5 separate regions of the Homo sapiens genome follow, and regions 1, 3, 4 and 5 are each linked to region 2. The links are chromatin contacts, found by Hi-C or POLR2A ChIA-PET in ENCODE. All regions are on one chromosome and are shown on one strand. Each heading gives the region's core, a stretch centred on a gene start or an enhancer-like site at or near the end of the contact. The rest is flanking DNA. Distances are from core to core; before and after follow the strand shown.

Region 1 (2,700 bases), core at 151-2,650, 410 kb before region 2:
TTTTAGAGACAGTGTGTCCCTCACTTTGCTGCTCTGCCACTCAGGCTGGAGTGCAATAAGAACATGGCTCACTGCAGCCTCGACCTCCTGGGCTCAAGCCATCCTCTCACCTCAGCCTCCTGTAGCTGGGACTACAGGTGCGCACCACCATGCCCAACTAATTTTTAATTTTCTTTTTGTAGAGACAAGGTTTCACTATGTTGCCCAGGCTAGTCTTGAACTCCTAGGGTCAAGCGATCCTCCCACCTTGGCCTCCTAAGATGATTACAGGCCATAAGCCACTGCGCCCGGCCCAAGCAGTTCTGAATAATGATGAAATGGGCTCAGTTGAGAGAAGCTGAAGATTAACTATAAACAATGAGTAACAAAGGAGCACTGGAAGGCAGAGGTGGATGGGAATCGTAGTGTTTACGGAGGGACTAGTCTCCAATAGGAATTTTTTTTTTTTTTTTTTTTTTGAGACGGAGTTTCGCTCTTGTTGCCTAGGCTGAAGTGCAAAATGGCGTGATCTCGGCTCACCGCAACCTCTGCCTCCCAGGTTCAAGCGATTCTCCTGCCTCAGCCTCCCAAGTAGTGGGATTACAGGCGCCCGCACCATACCCAGCTAATTTTTTTTGTACTTTTAGTAGAGACGGGGTTTCACCATGTTGGCCAGGCTGGTTTTGAACTCCGGACCTCAGGTAATCCGCCCGCCTCGGCCTCCCAAAGTGCTGGGATTACAGGCGTGAGCCACCGCGCCCGGCCTAGGAACCTCTTTCAAATTCAATCACCCTCTAGGTCGACTATACCGCCTAGCTGCTTCACAATTTGTCCCTTCCTCGCCATCCATACTGCCAGCCTTAATTCAAGTTCACATTATCACTTGATTGGATTATTACAAAAGCTTCCCTACCAATCGGTCGCTCTTACACCCTGGGCAGCCTCCTCCGATGGCCCACTCCCCGCCTCTTTCACTTTCTGGAGATCACTGAGCTCTCCATCCTCTCTGGGAATTTACCGATGCCCAGAACGCCCTTCTTTCCCCCACACGACCCTCTCCTAGTCTAACTCCTGGGCGTGCTTTAAGCTCAGCTCAGGCAGCGTCACCTTCTCTGGAAAGCCCAAACCCAGCCACCCCACTACCCGCTACCCGCGGCCCACGCTGATGAAGACAGCAGAACACGGAGGCCCCGCGTTCCCGCCGCGAGAGCAGGAGAGAAAGATTACCTCCCGCGAGCTCTAGCGCGCCCGGCTTTCCGGCGCACTCCAGGGGGCGTGGCTCGGGTCCACCCGGGCTGCGAGCCGGCAGCACAGGCCAATAGGCAATTAGCGCGCGCCAGGCTGCCTTCCCCGCGCCGGACCCGGGACGTCTGAACGGAAGTTCGACCCATCGGCGACCCGACGGCGAGACCCCGCCCCATCCCCGACTGCCTGAACCGCGCCAGGAGACGGACCGCAAGTCCAGCGTACCCACAGACGACTCAGGCGGGAGACGAGCGGTGTCATGGCCGCCGACAGTGACGATGGCGCAGTTTCAGCTCCCGCAGCTTCCGACGGTGAGCGGCTTCCCAGAGGTAGCCTTCAAAGCCTCTGCGCTCTGGGAGAGGGGAAGGCCTCGGGCTCATAGTTCTAGAGGCTCCTCAAGCTTCAGAGGACTGCTCCTTCCGCCTGAACTAGCCACGAGGAGACTACAAGTTCCGTTGTACACCGCGGCTCCGGCTGCAAAAGCCTGGAGCGTTGGGAGCATGGGGCTGATGGAGGCATGGCGGGAGATGTAGTCTGGAGCTCATAACGGTTAGTAGTAATAGTTGTGATTCAGTTCAGTGGAGTGGATTGAGCGTTGTGATCCAAAGGAAGGTAGGACGTATTGGGAGCTCTGGTGTGGGGCACTGCCAGGCTCTGGGGCTTACTGGGAGCTGTTGCTTGTGGCGCTGGGGCACCATGAGAACAGTAGTATGGATCCCTGTGGGATATTAAGGGAGCTGAGATCCTCAAGCCCTACAAAATGTTTCCTGCAGGACATGGGAAAAAAGAATCAAAGGTCGTCTAGTCCAACTTTCTCCTCTACAGATTGTGAAAGCGAGGTGGGAAGTAATTTACCCAGGCTCATACAAGCCAGTAGAAGACTCAGGCTTCCTCTCCCCAAATTCAGGGCATTCTCCACTCCAAGGCCTGTGTGTAGAACACGTGGGTTACAAAGGCTTGTGGGAAAAGCTACCAATGGAAACTACCCCCCTTACCACCATCACCGTGGCCTAGCTTGGTGTCTGTTCCCCTGGGCTCTTTCCTTAAGCATGAACATCCATCACCCTCCTAACCCCCAGGTGGTGTCAGCAAAAGCACAACATCTGGGGAGGAGCTAGTAGTCCAGGTTCCCGTAGTGGATGTGCAAAGCAACAACTTCAAGGAGATGTGGCCATCCCTCCTGCTAGCCATAAAGACAGCTAATTTCGTGGCTGTGGACACGGTGAGAGTTGGGAAACAAGGAGGGCAGGTGGTTGTGAAGGGGCTGGTGCTAGAGGCCTGTCACAACTCTCCCTTTACCTACCCACAGGAGCTGAGTGGGCTTGGGGACAGGAAGAGTTTGCTGAACCAGTAAGTATAAGCCCTTTTCTCTTTAGTGCCAGCCCTCAACTGTGGAGTGGGGGGGTCACAGACCTGGGTGGTTTGGGTCCTTCATAAGGCTAACTCCTAGCCACAGCAACCCCCATACCCAACCCC
Region 2 (2,700 bases), core at 193-2,692:
TTGACTGAATATCCATTCGGGTGGCAGACAACAGAAATACTAGTCTGTTACCATGCTTCTCAGTAACTGCTGATACCATCCCACTGTCAGTGGAGTAGGAACGTCATCCCAAAAGGTGGCATGTGGAGTGACCATATTTCCAAAGGAAAAGAGCACAATTCTGTGACGTTGCATGCCTCACGTGCCCCAAACTTGAAAAGCAGATTGTTGACTGGGCAAGGTGGCTCACACCTATAACCCCAGCACTTTGGGATGTCCTGTCGGGAGGATCGCTTGATTTTTTGTTTTTTTTTTTTGTTTTGTTTTTGTTTTTTGTTTTTTTTTTTTTGAGACGGAGTCTCGCTCTGTCGCCCAGGCTGGAGTGCAGTGGCACGATCTCGGCTCACTGCAAGCTCCGCCTCCCGGGTTCACGCCATTCTCCTGCCTCAGCCTCCCGAGCAGCTGGGACTACAGGCGCCCGCCACCACGCCCGGCTAATTTTTTGCATTTTTAGTAGAGACGGGGTTTCACCGTGTTAGCCAGGATGGTCTCGATCTCCTGACCTCGTGATCCGCCCGCCTCGGCCTCCCAAAGTGCTGGGATTACAGGCGTGAGCCACCGCGCCCGGCCAGGGAGGATCGCTTGAGTCCTAGAGTTCAAGACCAGCCTGGGCAATACAGCGAGCCCCCCGCCGCAAAAAAAATTGTTTTAACATTAGCTGGCTGTGATGGGGCAAGCCTGTACTTCCGGCTACTTGGGAGGCTGAGGTGAGAGGATCGCTAGAGCCTGAGAAGTCGAGGCTGCAGTGAGTTGTGATCGCACCACTGCATTCCAGCCTAGGAGAAGGGGCGAGACTGTCTCAAAAAAAAAAGCAGATTATTAGGAAACGGTAGAAATGCCCAGAGGAACTAAAGCGGACCTATGTTTGCTGGCTTTGAATTCACTGCTGGGAACATGTGGAAACTGCTTCAGCAAAGGGGTGTCAGAAAGAATCCCCGGAACAAGTGTCAAAACACCCGTGGTTCTTTGTGCTTGAGTTGGGGGCCCGGCCTAGAGAGCTAGCCCTAAACTGCTGCTACACTAAAAGCTAATAATCGTTCCTGCGCTACCTAAAGGTCAGGGAAGGGATCTCAGACAAACGAGGCGACAACAGAGGGACTGGGGACACAGCCTCAGGATTCCCCAGTTGGGGCGGGGGAGGCAGGAGCGGTCCGGACGAGAAGGTCTGGGGAGGGCGACACTTAGACTGTCGGAGGAAGGCCTGCGGCGGCAGAAGGAAAGACAAGGAAATACACAGTTCTAGAGGCTTCTCTCACTCCAGTCCTCAGGGGTCCGGAAAGCCGGAGGGAGTAGAAGAGGAAGTTCCCAACCCCGTCACAGACGCGCCCGAACGCAGGCCCTCCTTACCCGCCGCTTCCCCTTCCCTCCGGCGCCCGCTCAGGCCCTGCGCGCGCAGTCGCGACCAGCCCCGGCCGGAGAGGGCGGGGGAAACCTGGCGGGGGTGACGAGGCGGGAGTGACTGGGCCGTACAGTTCCCCGAGAACTGGAGGCGAAGCCGGGCGGTGGGAAGGGACTTCGGACGCTTCGCGGGCCCTGGGTTTTCACTGCGCGTGCGCGAGGTTCTTCCGCTCGCGGGAGACTGGGCCGCTGGCGCCTCTCAGTGCCCACTGATGGGGCCCAGGGCTTGGGCTTGCTTCCCCAAGGATCAACAGCTTAGCTGCAAGCCTCTGCTTCTGCCTGCTGGGGCCGGCTGGCTCGCCCTTTCCATTCCGCTTGCACTCTGATTCTTGTGGTGTCCCAAGAAGGCCGCGGATCTCAGTTAAGCAGAGACGAGCCGAACACCTGGCACGGTCCTTCTCTACTGTTCTCTCGAATCGTTTTCTGAGTGCATGACTGAGCCTGGCACTGAAGGGATACTTATTTTGGGGAAGGAAGAACTCAAAAGTCCAGTTTTTTTCACTGTTGACCCTCATGTGTCACATTAGTGGCTTTCAAACTGTTTTGATCCCAGCCTACGGTGAACAAAAATATTTTACATCAAACTCAATACCACATACTTGTGAGTATATATATAGAAGTATATATCTAACATAAAATCTCATTTCTTTATTTTTATTTTTATTTTTTATTTTTTGAGACGGAATTTCGCTCTTGTTGCCCAGGCTAGAATGAATGCAATGGCCGGATCTCGGCTCACCGCAACCTCCGCCTCCTGGGTTCAAGCGATTCTCCTGCCTCAGCCTCTCAAGTAGCTGGGATTGCAGGCATGCGCCACCATGCCCGGCTAATTTTGTATTTTTAGTACAGACTGAGTTTCTCCATGTTGGTCAGGCTGGTCTCAAACTCCCCACCTCAGGTGATCCGCCCGACTCGGCCTCCCAAAGTGTATTTCTTTCTCTTTTTATGAGACAGGGCCTGGCTTTGTCGCCCAGGCTGGAGTGCAGTGGTGCCATCTCGGCTCACTGCAGCCTCGACTTCCTGGGCTCTGGTAGTCCTCCCACCTCAGCCTCCTGAGTAGCTGGGACTACAGGCCTGTGCCACCACCGCCAGGCTAATTTTTTGTATTTTTAGTAGAGACAAGATTTCGCCATGTTGACCAGGCTGGTCTCCAACTCCTGGGCTCGAGTGATCCGCCCGCCTCGGCCTCCCAAAGTGCTGGGAGGTGTGAGCCACTGTGCCTGGCCTGAAACAAAATCTTCACAAAACTATGTTTACACTTAC
Region 3 (2,700 bases), core at 193-2,692, 500 kb after region 2:
GATCTTGGCTCACTGCAGCTTGACCTTCCAGGCTCAAGCGATGCTTCCAAGCTCAGCGTCTGCAATAGCTAGGACTACAGCTGTGCACCACCATGCCTGGCTAATTTTTTTGTAGATATGGGGTTTCTCCGTGTTGCCCAGGCTGATCTGGAAGTCCTGGGCTCAAGCAATCCTCCTGCCTCGGCCTCCCAAAGTGCTGGAATTACAGGTGTGAGCCACCATGCCTGACCTCAGAATTCTTGATAACCCTGTGAGGATGGCTTAAGCTATACTCAGGTGTGTGACCTTGTACAAGTTACTAGCCTATCTAGGCCTGTTTCCTCACTTACAAAATGGGGACAAAAATAAACCTACCTCATAGTCATGAGCATTACATGAACTGTTATATCTTAGAAGCTCAGAAATGCCTGGTGGTAAATGCTATAAATACACCCTTATCATTATTAGTGAGTACCTAGGTTGTGCATGCCACTGTTGGGTGCTTTACGCACATTAATTTACTTGTCAGAATAGCCATGGGGGGGAGGTACTATTATAATGCCACTTTAGATATGAAGAAACTGACGTTTTGAGAGATTGGATGATTAAATCTCTGACTCCAAACACAACGCTTCCTCCAACGCGGTTTGGCCTTGGAGAGGAAGGCAGCTTCTTTCAAGACACCCCTGAGCGAGAAAGTCGCGTCATCCGGGGGCTCCCATTGCCCGAGCCCGCCACGTGGCAGTCTGGGCCGAATGCCTCTCCCCACTTTCTGGGTGGGCGAGGCCTGACTCCAACCCCGGCCCTCCGCTCTAGACCTGGTACCACTGTAGATTCAATCCAAACTCCCAGAAATGTGCCGCCTTTCATAATCCCCAGCTGTCCACTACAGGTGGTAACTCCCCTGCTGCTCAATGTGGCGTAAATCTTCCCTTCCATAGCTGCGGGACCACAGCTCACCGACCTGGGACAAACACCCGAGACGGGCCGAATTCCAGCTCGCAGGTAGTAATTCCGCCCCTCCCCTCCCCGCTCCGTCGCGTCCAGTCCAGCTCTTCTAGCCCTGCCCCGCTCCTCTAGCCCAACCGCTCCCCACTGTTGGCCCCGCCCCTCCCCGCCCCGTCCAGCTCTTCTCGCCCCGCCCCGCTCTTCTCGCCCAACTGCTCCTCGCTGTTGGCCCCGCCCCTCCCCCGCCACCCCCGCCCCCGCCCCGCCCCTCTCTTCTCGCCCAACCGCCCACCTCTGTTGGCCCCGCCCTCCCATCTAAGTCACGCCTCCTAGTAGGTCAATTTAGCTTCTCCAGCTCCAGAGCCCAGACTCCTCATTGGGCGCAGCACTATTCCCGCCTCTTCCTTGGGTCGCGAGCGCCGAACTCATCGAACGCAGCCAATGGGTGATACGACGGCAGCGCGGCGGGAGGTTCGATTGACCCGGTCTTGGCGGGTCGGTGAGTCTTGGCGGCTGTTAACGCGCGCTTTGGGAACAGGAAGGTTGAGAGAGAGGTGCTGGGGTCTGCGTCTATCTCTGTCGCTCTTTTCAGCCCCTCCTGGTATTCCCCTCCTAACCTGGGTTTTTTACACGCCCGCGTGGCTTCCTGCTCGACCTCCCTGAGTCTGATCCTGGTTTCCACCTCCAGCCCTGGGAAATTTCCTTTCTCCAGACTCGCCCTCCCCACCCGGGCCTCGGACTTTCACCCCAGCTTCTCTCTCCTGGCCAGTGATTACCCACCCCCAATCCCACCCCGCCCCGCCGCGCAACTACCTCCTCCCTTCACCCGGACTGGGACCATCATCCCCACTCCACTCCGCCCAGTCTGGGACTCCACCTGCCTCCTCCCCAATCCCACACTAATCTCTGCTTGGTCTCTTCCTCTTTGGCCTAATCTCTCGTCTCGGCTTATTGGGGACGGCCACTCTCACAGTTTGGTTCCAAACACCAGTTCCTGGATGGATTCCCGCCATCCATGCCCCCTCTTTAATTAGCCGGTCCTCTCAATAATGTAGCAGCCCCCTCTACAGATTAGACCCTGGTCCTACACTCTTAGCCGCTGCCTGCTTTTGACCTTTGGCTCATGGGTACTTGACGTTTTAAACTCCTAGGCCCAGGATGGTAAGTGTGGGCCTAGGGGAGACTGGGAATAGCCCTGGGTCAGGGTCTAGTAGGCCTAGGCTGCAGGATCCTTGCAGGCACTGTTTCTGTTCTCCCTTTACAGAGGAGGAGCTTGGCTCCCAGCCAGCTGGCCAAGAGAAAACCTGAAGGCAGGTCCTGTGATGATGAAGACTGGCAACCTGGCCTAGTGGTGAGCACTCAAGGGGACAGGGAAGGTGGGTAGAGCTGTTTGGACAGAAAAGAAGCCAGGATTTGGTTTCTAGGGTTACATAGCCAATTCCAGATGCCTCTTTTGTATGTTCAATAAACTTTTAGTGAGTACTTACTATGTGCCAGGCATTGAACAAGATTAGTAAAATCTTTATCCTCAGGGTAGTCACTAGAAGCTAATATAGCCTCAGTTTTCCTGGTGGGAAAAGATAAGCAAAAGAGCCAGTTGGATTGGACCTTTTGACTCTGCTTGGAAAAAAGGGCTACACAACAGCAATTAGCAGCTGGCTCTTTTGCTCTTTGTCCCCTGCCCAGTGTCACAGAACAGTAGAGTGTTCTGGGCCTACCTTGGAGTCCTGGGCTCACTTGGGCCTAGATCTGACAGGTTGTGTCCTTCCAGTC
Region 4 (2,700 bases), core at 91-2,590, 260 kb before region 2:
TTAACTTGTTCAAAACCAAATTTATTACCTTCTCTCAAAATTGCTTTTTTATGCTCCCTATTTCAGATGAGATCAGGAGCGTTGAGGGTGGTATAACCAGAGACTATGTTCCCTATTTCAATTAACACTACCGATTCACACCATCAGCCAAGTCAGAAACTTTCTACTATTCTTCTCAACTTTATTTTGAAACCTCTTGGAATTTCGGGCCATTCCCTCCCGCCTGGATGAGCACACTCGTTTTCTGCCTACCTGGCCTTTCCGCCTCCACGGTCTTCACTTTCAATCCTTCCTCTATATTTTCACCAAAGATAATGCAATCATACCAAGCTCCTGCTTACAAAACCTTCAACGGCTCCCCATGCATGCAGCATGAAGTCCAAATTCCTCAGCAAGTTCTTCTCAGAGGTATACAATTTAAAGACTTTTAAATTACGCAAACCTGGATTTCGCTTGTAGCGAAATCTGAACACTGGCTTAGTCCACTCTTCACAGCGAAGAGTAAAAAGCAGAGAGGGGAAAGGAAGGGAGACGATGACAAGCGAGGAAAGAAGAGGGGGAAGGCAGTAGGGTCTGAGGGGAGGGAATTGTTTTCCTGGGTAGAGGTGAACGTTTTCGAGGGAAGAGTGTATCGGAGGGAAGTCAAGTGAAGGAACCCAGATCTCTGAGGCAGGAGCGGGTATGCGAGCAGGGAGGCGCTCAGTGGGGAGCTGGAAGTCTCTGAAACAAGAGTTTTCCGAGAAAACGAAAGATCCCTAATGCGAGCGAGGTAACTTCTAATGGGTTCCCAGGTTCTAAGGGGGAGCAGACGTGGCGGGGAGCCTGAGGGAAGTGAGAAGGAAAGGGGAAAGCGGCCAGGAAGGGAGCGTCCGCCGCCGCTGAGAGGGGGACCTCTGGGAAGCCGAGGGGTCCCGTCGGGTGCGGAGGGACGCAGGCGCCTCTGCTCCGGGGCAGAGGAGGTGGAGCGGCAGCGCGCGCGGGCCAGGCAGGATGCCCGGGTTTGTGACCCCCGTCCTCTTTTCACGTTACCTGAGGCAGGACTGAGCAGCCAGAGGGGTGCCTGCGCGGGCAAGAGGAGGAGACGGCGGCAAAGAGGGAGCATAGTAACCCTCACAGCTCGTTGGTGGCAGCGGCTCCTTAGCCTGCGGAGGCGGTGGGAGCCCCTAGCGCAGAAGCCGGCGACTCAGCTAGGCTAGCGGCGGCGGCGAACGAGGAGACTACTGCCATGGCCCCACAGTCGGGGCCGCTCCCCCCGCCTGTTTGGCGGGGCCAGGAGGACGATCCGACCAGCGAAGCCAACAGGGCAGCTGGTAGCTCTGCTGAGCTCCCGGGCCGCGAAAGACTGAAACGCCTACCCGGCCCAGCAGGGGGGTTGGGGGCGGGGTCTCGGCTGGCCACGCCCCTCCCTCAAGCCCTCCCTCAGAGTAGCCAGTCAACCGTCAACTCCTGATAAACGAGGTAGTGGAATTGCCCAATTAGCGCTAGGAATGCCACGTGGTATGAGGGTGGGCACAATGGGCGTCCAGAAAAGCCAATCAACAGCCGTAGGTGCCAACTCCGGAGGACGAAGGGAACCAATAGGAAGGAAGTCGAGGTAAAAACAGAAGAAGCAGTGTGTGGGAAAGGCGGAACCGAGGAGGAGGGAATACACCTGGGGGAAACCCAAGTCCAGGAGCCTCTTAGAGGGCGGGGCAGTAAACACAAGATGGACCAATAAAAATGTTAAACACAGAAATGATTGGTAATTGATAAAGCCAATAGAAAATGGACTAGACTGGCGCGGCTTTCGGGTTGGTCAAGGTATAGCTGAGTAAGGAAAAGCGGTAAGAATGCTGCGTCCTGCAGGATTTCAGTATAGTGAGGAGGAAAAAATATATCAATAATACCGACTTGAAATAGTAAGAGCAATCAGTAGAGCTAAACAAAATGCTAGGGAAGCAATTAATCATGACTATGAGATTCGGTTAAGTGAAAGCTTAGAGGAGGTAACACTTCAGCTAGCTTGAAAACAGATTTTGAAAGAAAGCTGGTGGGGAATAAGTTGGGATTTTTTGTTGTTTTTGTTGGTTGTTTTTTTTTTAGAAGGGTCTCACTCTGTCGCCCAGGATGATGGAGTGCAATGGAGCGATCATGGCTCACTTGCAGCCTCAAACTCCTGGATTAAGATGATCCTCCCAACTCAGCCTCCCCGGATAGCTGGGACTACAGGCACACGCCAGCATGCCTGACTAATTTTTTGTATATTTTGTAGAGACGGGGTTTACCATGTTGCCCAGGCTGGTCTGTAACTCCTGGACTCAAGTGATCGGCCCACGTTGGCCTACGAAAGTGCCGGGATTACAGGCGTGAGCCACCGCTCCCAGCTAAGAATTCTGCCCAGCTGTTCAAGGCACATATTTCTTCACTTTTTGCATGTGCCTGGACATCAGGAGCTCATAATCTCATGACTGAAGAGACTAGAACAGGAGGAGGGCAAGAGCAAGCAGTATGGGCCTTACTGTATTAGCACTCCCAGGGGTTAGAGACCCCTTTTCAGACATCTTAAGACTTTCATCCTCCTGGAAGAGTATAAGTGGTATGCATTCCTGGTGGCCATAAAGTTTAAGAAATATGGCCAGGGCCGGGAGCAGTGGATCACGCCTGTAATCCCACCACTTTGGGAGGCCGAGGCAGGGGGATCACGAAGTCAGAAGATCGAGA
Region 5 (2,700 bases), core at 178-2,677, 450 kb after region 2:
ACTGATGGCTCGCCGAGTGTCCAGGATCAACTTGATATTGACAATGACAGTCACCAGCAGGAAAAGCACGGCCCCTGTCTGAGGGGAGGGGTAGGGATGATTAAGAGGAGCACCTCCTTCAGATCCTAGAGGGTCTTTCTGAAAGGAGGGCCCTGGCTGCAGTGAAGACATCCAGAGAAACTGGGTCCTGTCCCTTCCTCTGTCTGCCTAGCTCTACTCCCCTGACCAGGGCCTAGTTTCACAGCCACTTTCCCCAGGGAACCTCCCCTGACACTTCCCCCTCCATTAGGGCCCTCCCTACCCAGTGCTCCTGTATTCTTCTATTTGAGACCTTGATTTCCTTGGTCCCCTCCATTGTTGGTTTCTAGAGATGGAGCCAGGCCCAGGGACCCAAGCGGGGGATCAGACCTGGGTCCTGGCCCTAACTGCCTCACAGGGGTGTGCCTCTCTGCAAAGCCAGCCTGATCAGACTTCAGGCTTCCGTCAGAAGCTTAGAAGTTGTACTTGGGTTCCGATTCCAGAACTTTGGGTTCAAATCATTACCTATAGGGACATGACACATAGAGGTCTCCCCTCTAGGAACCTGCTGCCCCTTTCCCACTGGGGCTGGCCAACAGGGGTCCCAGTGCCTGATTTAGGTGGGGAGGAAGCTGGGAGGGAGCGCTCGGTGGGGAGGGTTTGGGACATCTCTATACCTGACAGAATCTCCGCAGGGCCCGCTGGTTTGTCAGTTTATACTTCCAGGTAAGGTACCAGCTCCGCTTCTTCCGAGCCCCAAAGGGCTTGATGAGGGGGCTGGGCTTCCAGTCGTCCATACCGGATTGGCGGGTCACCAATGTCCTGGCCAGCCCATGACTTCAGGAATCTGAAGGGACCAGAGGGCCACATGGGGTAAGATGCTCCTCCCAAAGTCTGATGCCTTCTGGGGAGATGAGGGAGGACCTCCCAGCAACTCTTCCCTGCAAGCACCCATACTGTGTGACATGGGGAAAGTGGCTCAACTTCTCTGGGCTGGCAGGAAACCCTTCAGTGGGGTTGGATCACCTGGAAATTCCCTGAGACTGGAGTAACTCTCTGAATCAAGGCTGTCCAAGGGTGGAGGCCAAATAATCGGCTCAAAGTTCGTTAGCCCCTACAAGGACCAAGTTCCAGGCCTTCCCAAGCCTGTGGTGAGCAAAGAGCGACCTCTCCTGCCCCAGTCTTCAACCCTCGTCCCATCCTATCTGCCCCAGCTTCTCTCCTCCTCCCAGGGCCCGGAGCCGCCCGAGGGCTCAGGAGACCTGCACCGGCAGCGCTACCCGTTCCGGACACCCACGCGGAGGCACTCACGGCTTAGGGGCCCCGGGCCCCGCTCGGGCCCCGCTAGGGCCCTCACTGCTCGGCCCGGCTCGCCGCGGCCTCCGCCTCCTCCATGCCGCTTGCGGCCCCGCCCCGGCCTGGCCCGCCCCCCCGCTTCCGCCGCCGCCGCCGCCGCCGCTGCCGCGGGGTGAGAGGGCGACGGGCGGTGCTTAGGGCGGCGGCGGCGGCGGCGGCGGTGGCGGCAGCGGCGTCGGGGTGTAAGCAGCCAGCGAGTAAGGCGAATGCTCAGACCGTGCTAGGCAGCTTCGCAGCCCGGCTGGCTGGTGGGGCTGCCTGCACGAGAGCAGCCCGCTCCCCAGCACCGCCGATGGCAAGCCCGACTCCAGTCAGAGGCCTAGCACCTTGGACCAGATCACAGGGCACGCCAGGGTCAGAGGGGCTGCAACCCTTGGACACAGGGCACACACCACCCGCCCCATACCCGTCCTGGGCAAGGCCGTTACCTAGTCCTGGGGCATGCACAGCTATTGGAGGCCAAGGGAGATTAAAATCCAGGTTCTGTCACTGTTCTAAGCACCTTACTGATGATGTTTAATTCCACAACAACCCCATGAGGTAGGCGCTATTATCATTATTATTGTTTTTTTTTTAATTGAGACGGAGTCTCGCTCTGTCGCCCAGGCTGGAGTGCAGTGGCACCATCTCGGCTCGCTGCAACCTCCGCCTTCTGGGTTCAAGCGATTCTCCTGCCTCAGCCTCCTGAGTAGCTGGGACTACGGTCGTGCGCCACCACACCCAGCTAATTTTTATATTTTTAGTAGAGACGGGGTTTCACCATGTTGGCCAGGCTGGTCTTGAACTTCTGACCTCAAGTGATCCGCCCGCCTTGGCCTCCCAAAGTGCTGGGATTATGGGCAGTGAGCCACCGTGCTGGCTATAGGCGCTATTACTATCCCTGTCGCAGATAAAGAAATAAGACCTAATATCACAAAGCTAGGAGAGGTGGAATTGAAACTCAGCCTAGCTCCAGATTCTGCTCTTAACCACTGCACTCTGCTGGCAACAATACATAAGAATTGCCAGGTTTAAATAACATCATACATAGAAAGCAGTTAGCTTAACACAATGGTTCTCAAACTTTAGCTTGCGTCAGAATCACCTGGATGACTTCTTAAAACAGAGGTGCTGGGCCCCATCCCTAGAGTTTTAGATTCAGTGGTCTGGGGCAGGGTGGGATTTTGCATTCCTGAGAAGTTTCTAGGTGATGTTGATGCTTGTTTGAAGTGGATAGCCATAGAACAGTTTTAGGCAGGGGAGCAATATAATCCAATTTCTGTTTTAAGAGAACCTTTACTTTTTTTGTGGAGAATGGGTTGGAAGCAGACAGAGGAAGCCAGAAGA

The links. Hi-C counts contacts between places; a loop is a spot of excess contacts on that map. ChIA-PET counts read pairs that join two places held with the same protein, here RNA polymerase II (POLR2A). Pooled maps may share reads with other maps.
Region 1: a loop to region 2 is called in a map of naive thymus-derived CD4-positive, alpha-beta T cell, with 18 times the contacts of the local background. The contact joins the promoter of TOE1 here to the promoter of IPP in region 2. A Hi-C loop is called at or near these places in 1 of 168 maps with a recorded cell type or tissue (naive thymus-derived CD4-positive, alpha-beta T cell), 1 of 37 single-sample maps with no recorded cell type and 11 of 50 pooled maps. POLR2A ChIA-PET finds 5 or more read pairs at or near these places in 1 of 52 experiments (H1).
Region 3: a loop to region 2 is called in a map of CD4-positive, alpha-beta memory T cell, with 24 times the contacts of the local background. The contact joins the promoter of RAD54L here to the promoter of IPP in region 2. A Hi-C loop is called at or near these places in 1 of 168 maps with a recorded cell type or tissue (CD4-positive, alpha-beta memory T cell), 5 of 37 single-sample maps with no recorded cell type and 17 of 50 pooled maps. POLR2A ChIA-PET finds 5 or more read pairs at or near these places in 1 of 52 experiments (WTC11).
Region 4: a loop to region 2 is called in a map of naive thymus-derived CD4-positive, alpha-beta T cell, with 14 times the contacts of the local background. The contact joins the promoter of TESK2 here to the promoter of IPP in region 2. A Hi-C loop is called at or near these places in 2 of 168 maps with a recorded cell type or tissue (both naive thymus-derived CD4-positive, alpha-beta T cell), 1 of 37 single-sample maps with no recorded cell type and 17 of 50 pooled maps. POLR2A ChIA-PET finds 5 or more read pairs at or near these places in 2 of 52 experiments (H1 and activated CD4-positive, alpha-beta T cell).
Region 5: a pooled map shows a loop between it and region 2 (14-fold over the local background). The contact joins the promoter of POMGNT1 here to the promoter of IPP in region 2. A Hi-C loop is called at or near these places in 1 of 168 maps with a recorded cell type or tissue (gastrocnemius medialis), 1 of 37 single-sample maps with no recorded cell type and 12 of 50 pooled maps. POLR2A ChIA-PET finds 5 or more read pairs at or near these places in 2 of 52 experiments (HEK293 and naive thymus-derived CD4-positive, alpha-beta T cell).

The regions. Positions count from the first base shown.
Region 1 is chr1:45,338,770-45,341,469 of GRCh38, forward strand. TOE1 (target of EGR1, exonuclease) reads left to right here and starts at 1,401. Exons shown (of 8, transcript NM_025077.4): 1 at 1,401-1,535; 2 at 2,304-2,446; 3 at 2,534-2,574. The coding sequence starts at 1,484. It overlaps MUTYH (mutY DNA glycosylase), which reads right to left and starts at 1,201. Exons shown (of 16, transcript NM_001048174.2): 1 at 1,130-1,201. RefSeq lists enhancers at 723-1,390, 1,391-2,059, 1,412-1,761, 2,060-2,700.
Region 2 is chr1:45,749,211-45,751,910 of GRCh38, forward strand. IPP (intracisternal A particle-promoted polypeptide) reads right to left here and starts at 1,443. Exons shown (of 9, transcript NM_005897.3): 1 at 1,387-1,443. It overlaps LOC105378693 (a long non-coding RNA gene), which reads left to right and starts at 1,739. Exons shown (of 3, transcript XR_947290.2): 1 at 1,739-2,038. RefSeq lists a silencer at 1,284-1,553.
Region 3 is chr1:46,246,321-46,249,020 of GRCh38, forward strand. It overlaps RAD54L (RAD54 like), which reads left to right and starts at 1,443. Exons shown (of 18, transcript NM_003579.4): 1 at 1,443-2,088; 2 at 2,192-2,278. The coding sequence starts at 2,086. RefSeq lists a silencer at 1,004-1,263.
Region 4 is chr1:45,489,823-45,492,522 of GRCh38, forward strand. It overlaps TESK2 (testis associated actin remodelling kinase 2), which reads right to left and starts at 1,341. Exons shown (of 11, transcript NM_007170.3): 1 at 1,030-1,341. RefSeq lists enhancers at 999-1,048, 1,335-1,629 and a silencer at 1,279-1,498.
Region 5 is chr1:46,197,007-46,199,706 of GRCh38, forward strand. It overlaps POMGNT1 (protein O-linked mannose N-acetylglucosaminyltransferase 1 (beta 1,2-)), which reads right to left and starts at 1,428. Exons shown (of 22, transcript NM_017739.4): 1 at 1,330-1,428; 2 at 696-865; 3 at 1-78. The coding sequence starts at 815. RefSeq lists a silencer at 1,357-1,556.